Linked DNA regions of Homo sapiens: region 1 is linked to region 2. A link is a contact called in ENCODE Hi-C or POLR2A ChIA-PET data. All regions are on one chromosome and are shown on one strand. Each heading gives the region's core, a stretch centred on a gene start or an enhancer-like site at or near the end of the contact. The rest is flanking DNA. Distances are from core to core; before and after follow the strand shown. Region 1 overlaps LINC02505 (long intergenic non-protein coding RNA 2505). Region 2 has its middle 40 kb from the start of MIR1255B1.

Region 1 (4,451 bases), core at 1,684-4,183, 170 kb after region 2:
CCAATGGTCAAATTATTTTTTAACAGCATACTATTTATTTATATTGTCATGGTTGAAATTATAAGAGTAAGGCACAATTTCTATTTCTGATCTAGTTTTCCATTCGCTTTACCCAGTAACTATTATATTTAATTTTAAAGATCTTCCAGAGTTTATCTGGCTCAAGTTTTATTTTATTTAAATGCTTTCCTAAACTTGTCAAGATTACTGAGTGTGGCCATGTTGCTATAGAGTATAAGTATTATGTGTAGTCAGTATTTACAAGGTATTTATTTTAGTTATTTCTTGACTAACTTCAGGGTTGGGAATAATAATGAAATATCATTATCTCTTCTAAACAAATTAATGCTACTTGAGCTCAACATGACAAATTTTCTAATCCAAATAAGTTATCCTCTTTCAGAGCCCTGAGCCCAGGTAGCTTTTACTTTAATTTTATGGGTGAATTTGCAGTCTAATTAATTTTCTAGTATCTTTTAAAAGAGGCCTGTGGCCAGGTAATGACAAGGACAGATTTCCCTTCCACTGTGTTCCATGGATACCAGGATATAGATGACTCTATCAGCAAATGCAGCTTGGCAATAAAGTATCATGAATCAATCCTAACAGTGACTCATCTTTCTTGACATCCTCTTCAATGGCAATCCCGCCTGCGAGAAGAAGCTCTTGCTTTTTTCTGAATACTGATACATGTGGTCAGAATATTAGAGAAGGAAGGATGGTCTAGAAGCAATAAAACAAAATTCTAGTTTCACTCTTACTGCAATTCCAAAAAAGCAATTATATTTTAGCAATAGTAAAGCCCGTGAAATCTCTATCACATTATAATTTTTCCCTCACTTTTAGAGCCATATTTTACCTTGCTATGTGACCAAGAGATTTTTTAACCCTAAGTCTAATCTTGAGATTTCTATTTCATTTTCATTTTATTTCTATAAGTCATACTTTCAGAGGCAAGGCTCCTTCAGTGTAATTGATATGCCTGTCTTACAAGAGCTTAACGTTAGGGGAATAACTTTCCCCTTCCTTTTCGAACATACCTAGTGATAACAATACTCAAAACTAATGTTCGAATACAGCTTTAAAACATATCTTAAGCAACAAAAATATTTGTTCATGCAACCAACAAAGATTATTTTCTCCACTATTCTAGTTGAATTTGTATCTATTTAATAGGAAACGCAGAACTATCATGTGACCAAAGACTGAGTTAGTTTCTCTCACATAGTTTCTTTCATTTTGGGTTACTTCCTCTATATTTCAAAAAAAAAGTACGAGGCTTGGGGTAGTTACAGGACACAAGTTTGTGTTGCTAGAAAATACGGGGCAAAACTGTGAGCCCCAAAATGCTGACTCCACATTTAATGCCATTTTTATTAAGCCCCATTAGTAATAAAAAATAATATTAATGATATTTATGAAGTACTCACTCTGAAATTGTAGATGTGCAGGACACTATAGGCTTTATTTCATTTAATCTTAACAACACTATGACATAAATATTAGAATTGTTCCCACTCTACAGATGAAGAGATTAAAATAAAGGATAAAATAATAAAAATGGCATTGCTTCCTGAGCTAGAATGTATTCAAGTGGCGAGTTCCAGAGTGCCCACAGCTAACCACTTAGCTGTACTGTTCCCAAACACTTCACTTGAAAAAGAAAGGAAGTACCATGTAGAACTTTCTCATATCATAAGTATTTTGCACCAAATTGTACATTACATTCCTCAAATAATTCACAGAATCACTCATCAAAGATAAGTTCTATCTTTCAGGAGCTTCATGTGCACATGTAAATTCAAATCTACCTTTGCATCCACACAATTATTTTTTTAAAAGTAAGAATGAATGCTAGTGTCTTAGTCCATCCAGGATGCTATAAAAAGCACTATGAACTAGGTGGCTTATAAACAACAGAAACTCATTTCCCAGAGTTCTGAAGCCTGGGAAGTTCAAAGTCAAAGTGCTAGTAGAGGTGATGTCTGGTGAGGACCGTATTCTAGGCTGCAGACTGACAACTTTTCATTGCATTCTCACATGGCAGAAAGATGGTGAGAGACCTCTCTGGGGTTCCTTTTATAAGAGCATGAATCTCACTCATGAGAGCTCCACCCTCATGACTTTATCATCTTTCAAAGGCCCCCACCTCCTAATACCATAATATTGGTGAATAAGTTTTAATATATGGATTTCAGAGAGTGGTGGAGAGAAACATTCAGATTGTAGCAGGTAGTAAAGACAATGGGAAAAAGATAGAAGACAGAGATAAATGAAGAACCAGCTCAGCCCCTCTTATTCCCAGACCAAACTGAGGGTCAGGCTGCTCTTTCCTGTGGCCCAATAACTGGATGCAGATGAACTGGGGAGGAAGAGAGTTTTTATTTCTGTAACCAGTTACAGGGAGAAGGCCTGAAAATTATTGCCAGGCCAACTCAAAATTACAAAGTTTCCCAGAGCTCATATAACCTTCTAAGCTGTATGTCTATGTGTAAGTGTGGATTCACCTAAAGACATATGGGATTAACTTCTTTTAATCTATAACTAAGGTCTGAGTCCTGAAGACCCTCCTCTGGAGCCTCAGTAAATTTACTTAATCTAAAGGGGCCCAGGTGCTGGGGTGATTATCTTGTCTCCTGCTAAATCACGGAGGTTTGGGGAGTTCTTTCAGGCTTACAACAAACTTGTTTTTGGAGGCCTGGGGAGTTTCTTCAGACCCACAATAAAACTTGTTTAATCCTAAATGGGTCCTGTTAAGAATTCCTTCTTTATTTTTTCATGCTTTAAGGCCAAGGAAAAGCTTAGGCAAAACTCTTGGTGGGCTCTTTGTTACATTCCAGCCTTTGTATAAGGGCACTGGCTTTTAGTATTTAACTTAACCACTTAGTCAGTACTGAAAGAGTTGTTATGCGTTAGTGAAACCTGGCCTGCCACGCTCTCTTCTCTTTCACAGTGAGTTGAACCAAGGTGATGATTTATAAAGGTATGTGGGAAGTCCCAACATGCTTATGAACATGCTGTTAAAAATGTTCATTTCTGGGAATTGAACCTCAAAGTCCTGATTAAACTTTTTAGCTTATTTCCTAAAGTCCAGTGTGCCGCAAGGCTTTGTAGAGGTTGTATTTGAACAAAGTCTAAGATGGGCTAGGGAGATAACCAGGATGAAAGAAAAATGAAGCTTTGCTCTCTTTCCTTTTTCTTAGTTGGGGACAGGTAATTTTGTAAGAAAAGACATGTTTGAAAGATGAATGAGTCATTTTGCGGGTGATATTGGCAAGAACATTTAGCTTCCTGTGACCACATAGCAATGTTCTTAAAACAGGTTTTGATGTTCAGAGATGAAAGTACCTAACATAGAAAGAGGCATGAATATTCTTGAAAAGAGCTCATATTAACACTAAGTATGTTATCAGGATTATTTTACAAATGATCAAGGCTGCAGTTCCCACTTCCCATATTTCAGTTCATTCCCTGCCAGCATTCTTTGAATTAATTGATACTATCATATTCTATCAATTCTAAGACACTTGAGTTTTCCACATATTACCATCTCGAAAATAGAAATGCATTTTGTAGTTGGCATCATGTGATTGTAAATTGGCAGTTGTTTTTTTTCCTTCCTTTTTCAGGGAAACAAAATAATGAAGTCTCATAATCAGTGCTATCTTCAGATTAATGACATTCTCTATTCAGGAGGTAAAAGGAGACAGTGCTGTTTTTTTGTGTTATTTCTATAAACACAATAACTTATATTGTATGATTCAGAGGGCACTAAACAACTGATTGTAATCTCTGATTATCACACATGACGCCTGACATTCCAAGACTAGTAACCGATTCTTTAAAAGTAAATATTGTTTATTCCTAAAGCTTTAACTCTGAATACTATCTCGTTTGGCAATACTTTGGACTAATCTCTAGGATCCAGAAATCCATGGTTATAATTCACAGTTTCATAAACCTAAAATTGTGTGTGTTAACACTTTTGTGTGTGTATGTGTATATAGCAGATACTTTTAATTCCCTGCCCATATCCTCTTGGCATTAATTTTCACACACACCTGATTGTTTACATGAAAAACTGCAAATTTTTTGAGGGTTTTTTAATATTATGTGTGCACATTTTACTTGCACCTAAAGCAAGCCACAAGTGCTTGGGAGATAATGATCATAGAAGCAGCCTTTGAAAATTATGGAAGGGGCATTGGTAGATAAATATTTCCATTTCTGTGCTCTTGGTTGGGATACCTCTGAGGAATATCGTATACTATCTCCAGATTTCCTCAGTAGGATTGAGTTCTGATTGTCCACAATGATAGCTGGCTTTATCATGAAATTTTATTGGCTTATTTTCTTTACCTCTCTTATTTCCACACTCCTGTGCCAAATTAACTATTTGCCCTTGAATCCTAATAGTTTATACACATATTGTCTCTCTGTGTGTCTGTGTG
Region 2 (3,964 bases), core at 1,097-3,596:
TCCTGGTTCATTCACATCTTTACCGAAAGGAGTACATTCACAACAATGCTTCCCCCCCCCCTCCGACTATGCTGCAAGGACATTTTACTCCAGCCTTACTCCTACCTAGCTTAGGGTGTTTTGTTCTTAAGCCTTAATATTACAGTTATTTGAAAATTTTAATAACAGCAACTAAGAATTTGGCTAGTTCAAAATTGAAGTAACACTAATACTGCCAAATTTACTGTGTCTTTCTTTGAAGTTTCAGAAGGCCCTTGAGCCTCTCGATCCATTTTAGAATAATCATTATGAACATACATTACACGTGCCTTAGGAAGAAAAGAAGTGCTCTGAGCTTTCTAATTATGTAGTCACTGTATACATTGGTATTTAATATTTTCGCTTACTGGGATAAGAAACATTTGGACTCCTACTATCAAACATAAAATGTTTGAAAAGATGATGGAAACATAAAAGTAATTCTTAATGTATATTGAATACTCACATTTTCTAATTACATGTATTATCTCTGTTGTCAATTCTCATTAAAAACCTAGTGAATTTGTACTATTTTTATCACCATTAAGCAGATAAGGATTGAGATATAGGAAAGAAGCAACTTCGTCAAAGTCACATTGCAAGTCAAAATTCAAACTCAGACTTTTTAATTCTGAAACTTATACTCTGAATTATGGTAGCAGGAGTGATTTCATCTGGCTCACAGAACTGATGAATTATCAGGGATTTTGTGAGCCAGTTGATGTTACATTGGATGTTACATTGTGAGCCAACTGATGTTACATTGGTTGCTTGAAATTGTCCATGGTGGGTGTGGTAGCCAGAATGATGGTCCCCATGAACAAAGTTATGCATGTTTGAATCCCTGGAACTTGTGAAGACATTACTTTGCACGGCGGAAGGAACTTTGTAGATGTGACTAAGGTTAAGGACCTTAAGATGGGAAACCTGGATTACCCAGGTAGACTCAATATAATCACATGAATCCTTGGAAGTAAAGATCCTGTCCCACCTGTGGTCAGAGAAAACAATGTGAAAACAGAAGTAGGGTCAGAGAGATGCAGCATGAGAAGGAAATTGTTATGGCAGCAATAGAAAAGTAAGGAGTTTAGTGGGAGTATTTACTCCAAAGAGATCAGCAAACGTTATATATATTTTTTTTCCTGGAGAGACAGTTGGTAAACACTTACCAGTACATCACTGTTCTTAACCATTATATTACGCCGTATCCTATTAAATAGATGAGAAAGTGCAAGCATGAAAAGGTTAATAACTTCTCCAAAGGACAAAATAGGGATTCAATTGTCTTTATAAAAGTACTTGTTGTAATTAATATATAAACATGTTTTTAATCTTTGCAATAACAAGGAAGTTTAATCAATCTAGATATTTGGTTATCTGTAGATGCAGGCAGAAAGCAACAACAAAACCCCAAAACTACCATTCTCTCATAGAGCTTAAGTTCTAATGAAGCAAAACACAAAATTACCCCTAGGCACAGAGTGTTAATTTGGGGATGGAGGTGGACACTTTCATATAAATACATGTCATTTTGGAAAAGTTCTTAGCCAAATAAGAGAGTTTGAGGTCCCTTTTTTTAGCCTCCTGGCCTTTCATTGCTCTTCTTTCTTCACATGCTACCTCTCCCCTTCTTCCATTTCTTCCCTTTTATGTACCCTTTTATGTACCCTTTTATGTAAACTGAGTCTCATCTAGAAAGGTATTGTTAAAGTTTCTGGCAAATAAGTAGAAGGTTCAAATAGAGTCTCTATTGAAGTCACTACTTTTAAAGAGTCATAGGCAGAGCTACAAAACAAACACAGGATATAGAGGGGCGGTGAGGCACTTAGAAATCGACAATATTAAGTTCCTGTACTCTGAAGGAAGGGCCATATACAGGAACTACGTTCATGGAGAGTCACAGCTCTTGCAAGAGACACAGCACCAAAGCAATGAGGAAGTGAGGAAAAAAACACCACAACACAGGATCTCACTCCTTCTGCCTTTTGATCTCCTGCTAGTGCTTTTCACTAGCCATCTCAACTAGAAGCCAGCCAAGAAGGGAACCTGGGCGGTTCAGTCTGCTGTGGTCAACACCTGGGGCATAGAGAAGGTCAGAGGAAGGATCTGGATAGGAGGCAAATACAGTGGAGAGTTGTCAGCACAAAAATAGATTAAGCTGCAAATGGACACACTGCATTATTTGCATGTTAATAAAGGGATGTACCTGTTTGTGGTTTAAATATATAACCTTCTAATAGTGAAATTTAAGGTAATGTTAAAAAGTATTTTTGGATGCTGAAGACTTCCACCTGACCCTCAGACCACTACCAGTGTGTGACAAGTTACCAACCCTACCACACGCTTCCTGTGTTACTAGAACATGCTGCTGCTTTCAGTCATTCACAAACTTCTAAGCCAGTTCCATTTGCTGATTTATCAAGTTAATGTATTTCAGGGGGAAAACTCTAGAGTTTAAGGAAATAATCAGATATAGATGAGGAAGCCCAGATATTGCAACTAGATTATCTTTTATTCTCTAATTTATTCATGTTTATTTGTGTAAAATGAAATCCCATGGGTTACAGAATGGATCTATGGAACCCTTTGGGGGAAAGGAAGTCTTTCAGCCCTGTGGACATTGTCCTTCCATGGGGAGCCTTGGGGAGGTTATCCACTGATATATTTGGAGCAAAGAAAAATGAGCTTTTGTATCATGTACACACTTAACCAGTAGATGTCATGCAAAGTCCTATGCATGTGTTTCTCTGCTTATTGTTCTCAGTGGAAGAACAGTGTATGAAATTCAGGGAAAAAATTCTCACAGGATTCTAACACCAAGAACTATCTCCTTTGTCTTTGAGAAGCAGCAAGTTTAGTAAAAATCATTTTATATTTTCATACAATTAGGAAAAGACAAGCCAAGTAATCAGATATTGCCAGGTTAGTATTTTAATCTTAAACATAAAATCCTATAATTATTCTTCATTGGATTCTTGCACTGTACTGTTTAATAATAGTGCTGTTTTAAAATGTATGGAGGACAGGATACATTTTACAGTGCCTTCCACTGACATTGATTTTGTTCCTTTGATAAATGATCTGGATTTAAAAAAAAAACTAAATTATAAAGATTTATGATTCAGTGCCCTAGACTGAGGAAATGCTGTTATTCACCACCAAATCTGCTTATTAAAGACAAAAAGAGTTGTTTCTCCACTTACACAAAAAGGATAGCTATACTCTAGTCTAACACTGCTCATACCTTACTAGAATAGTTTTTCATTTCACGCTACATTGATATGAGAATTTTGTCATATGAATTCCCACTTTGTTCTTTCTGTATAAACAAAAATCCCTGCAGATCTACTAACTCCGTTTTCATCTTTATTGTCAGCTATATCGTTTACACTCTTATCCACCATCCCATACGTTTTACTGATTTGCTATTATATTTCTTTTCTAAGTGTCTAACAATTTGTTAGACATCACTGGGCTAAGTGCTGTGTTTTATGGTACCCTATTGGCGATCTCCTAACTATTTAGAAAAAATACATTATTATAATCTAATATATGGGATTCTCTTTTAATTCAAGCTAATGCAAAACACACCATTTACACCCAGTGGATGAATAAACCAATTATGCAAAAACAAATCAACCAAGCTAAGCAGGCAGTGGTTGTTAATGGCAAATGCTTAGGATGTTCAGTGCTAATTTTTTCCTTACATGTAGCCAGAACCTCAGAGTTACAGACCGTAAGACACTTCACTGCCCTTTGTTCAGTTTCCTCACCACAAAAACGAGAGGTTTGTTTTAGGTCAGGAGTTTTCAAATGAAGATGAACTTCAAAATCCACTGGACACCTTAAAAACACAGATTTTCAGTGCTCACTTGAGACTTATGGGACCATATTTTCTCCCTATGAGTAGAGCCAGAGATCGCGTGATTCTGATGCTGTTTTCGGC

The links. Hi-C counts contacts between places; a loop is a spot of excess contacts on that map. ChIA-PET counts read pairs that join two places held with the same protein, here RNA polymerase II (POLR2A). Pooled maps may share reads with other maps.
Region 1: a loop to region 2 is called in a map with no recorded cell type, with 7 times the contacts of the local background. The contact joins two enhancer-like sites. A Hi-C loop is called at or near these places in 1 of 37 single-sample maps with no recorded cell type and 10 of 50 pooled maps. POLR2A ChIA-PET finds 5 or more read pairs at or near these places in 1 of 52 experiments (GM12878).

Annotation. Positions count from the first base shown.
Region 1 is chr4:36,548,843-36,553,293 of GRCh38, forward strand. All of the region lies in intron 3 of LINC02505 (long intergenic non-protein coding RNA 2505), which reads right to left. Among named protein-coding and RNA genes, the nearest start is that of LINC02505, 91 kb to the right of the region's middle. Within about 2 kb of position 2,934, at least 3 of the 41 ENCODE cell types and tissues checked have a DNase peak (open chromatin) inside an H3K27ac peak, as active enhancers do.
Region 2 is chr4:36,384,150-36,388,113 of GRCh38, forward strand. No RefSeq gene overlaps it. Among named protein-coding and RNA genes, the nearest start is that of MIR1255B1, 40 kb to the right of the region's middle. RefSeq lists an enhancer at 1,916-2,115. Within about 2 kb of position 2,347, at least 6 of the 41 ENCODE cell types and tissues checked have a DNase peak (open chromatin) inside an H3K27ac peak, as active enhancers do.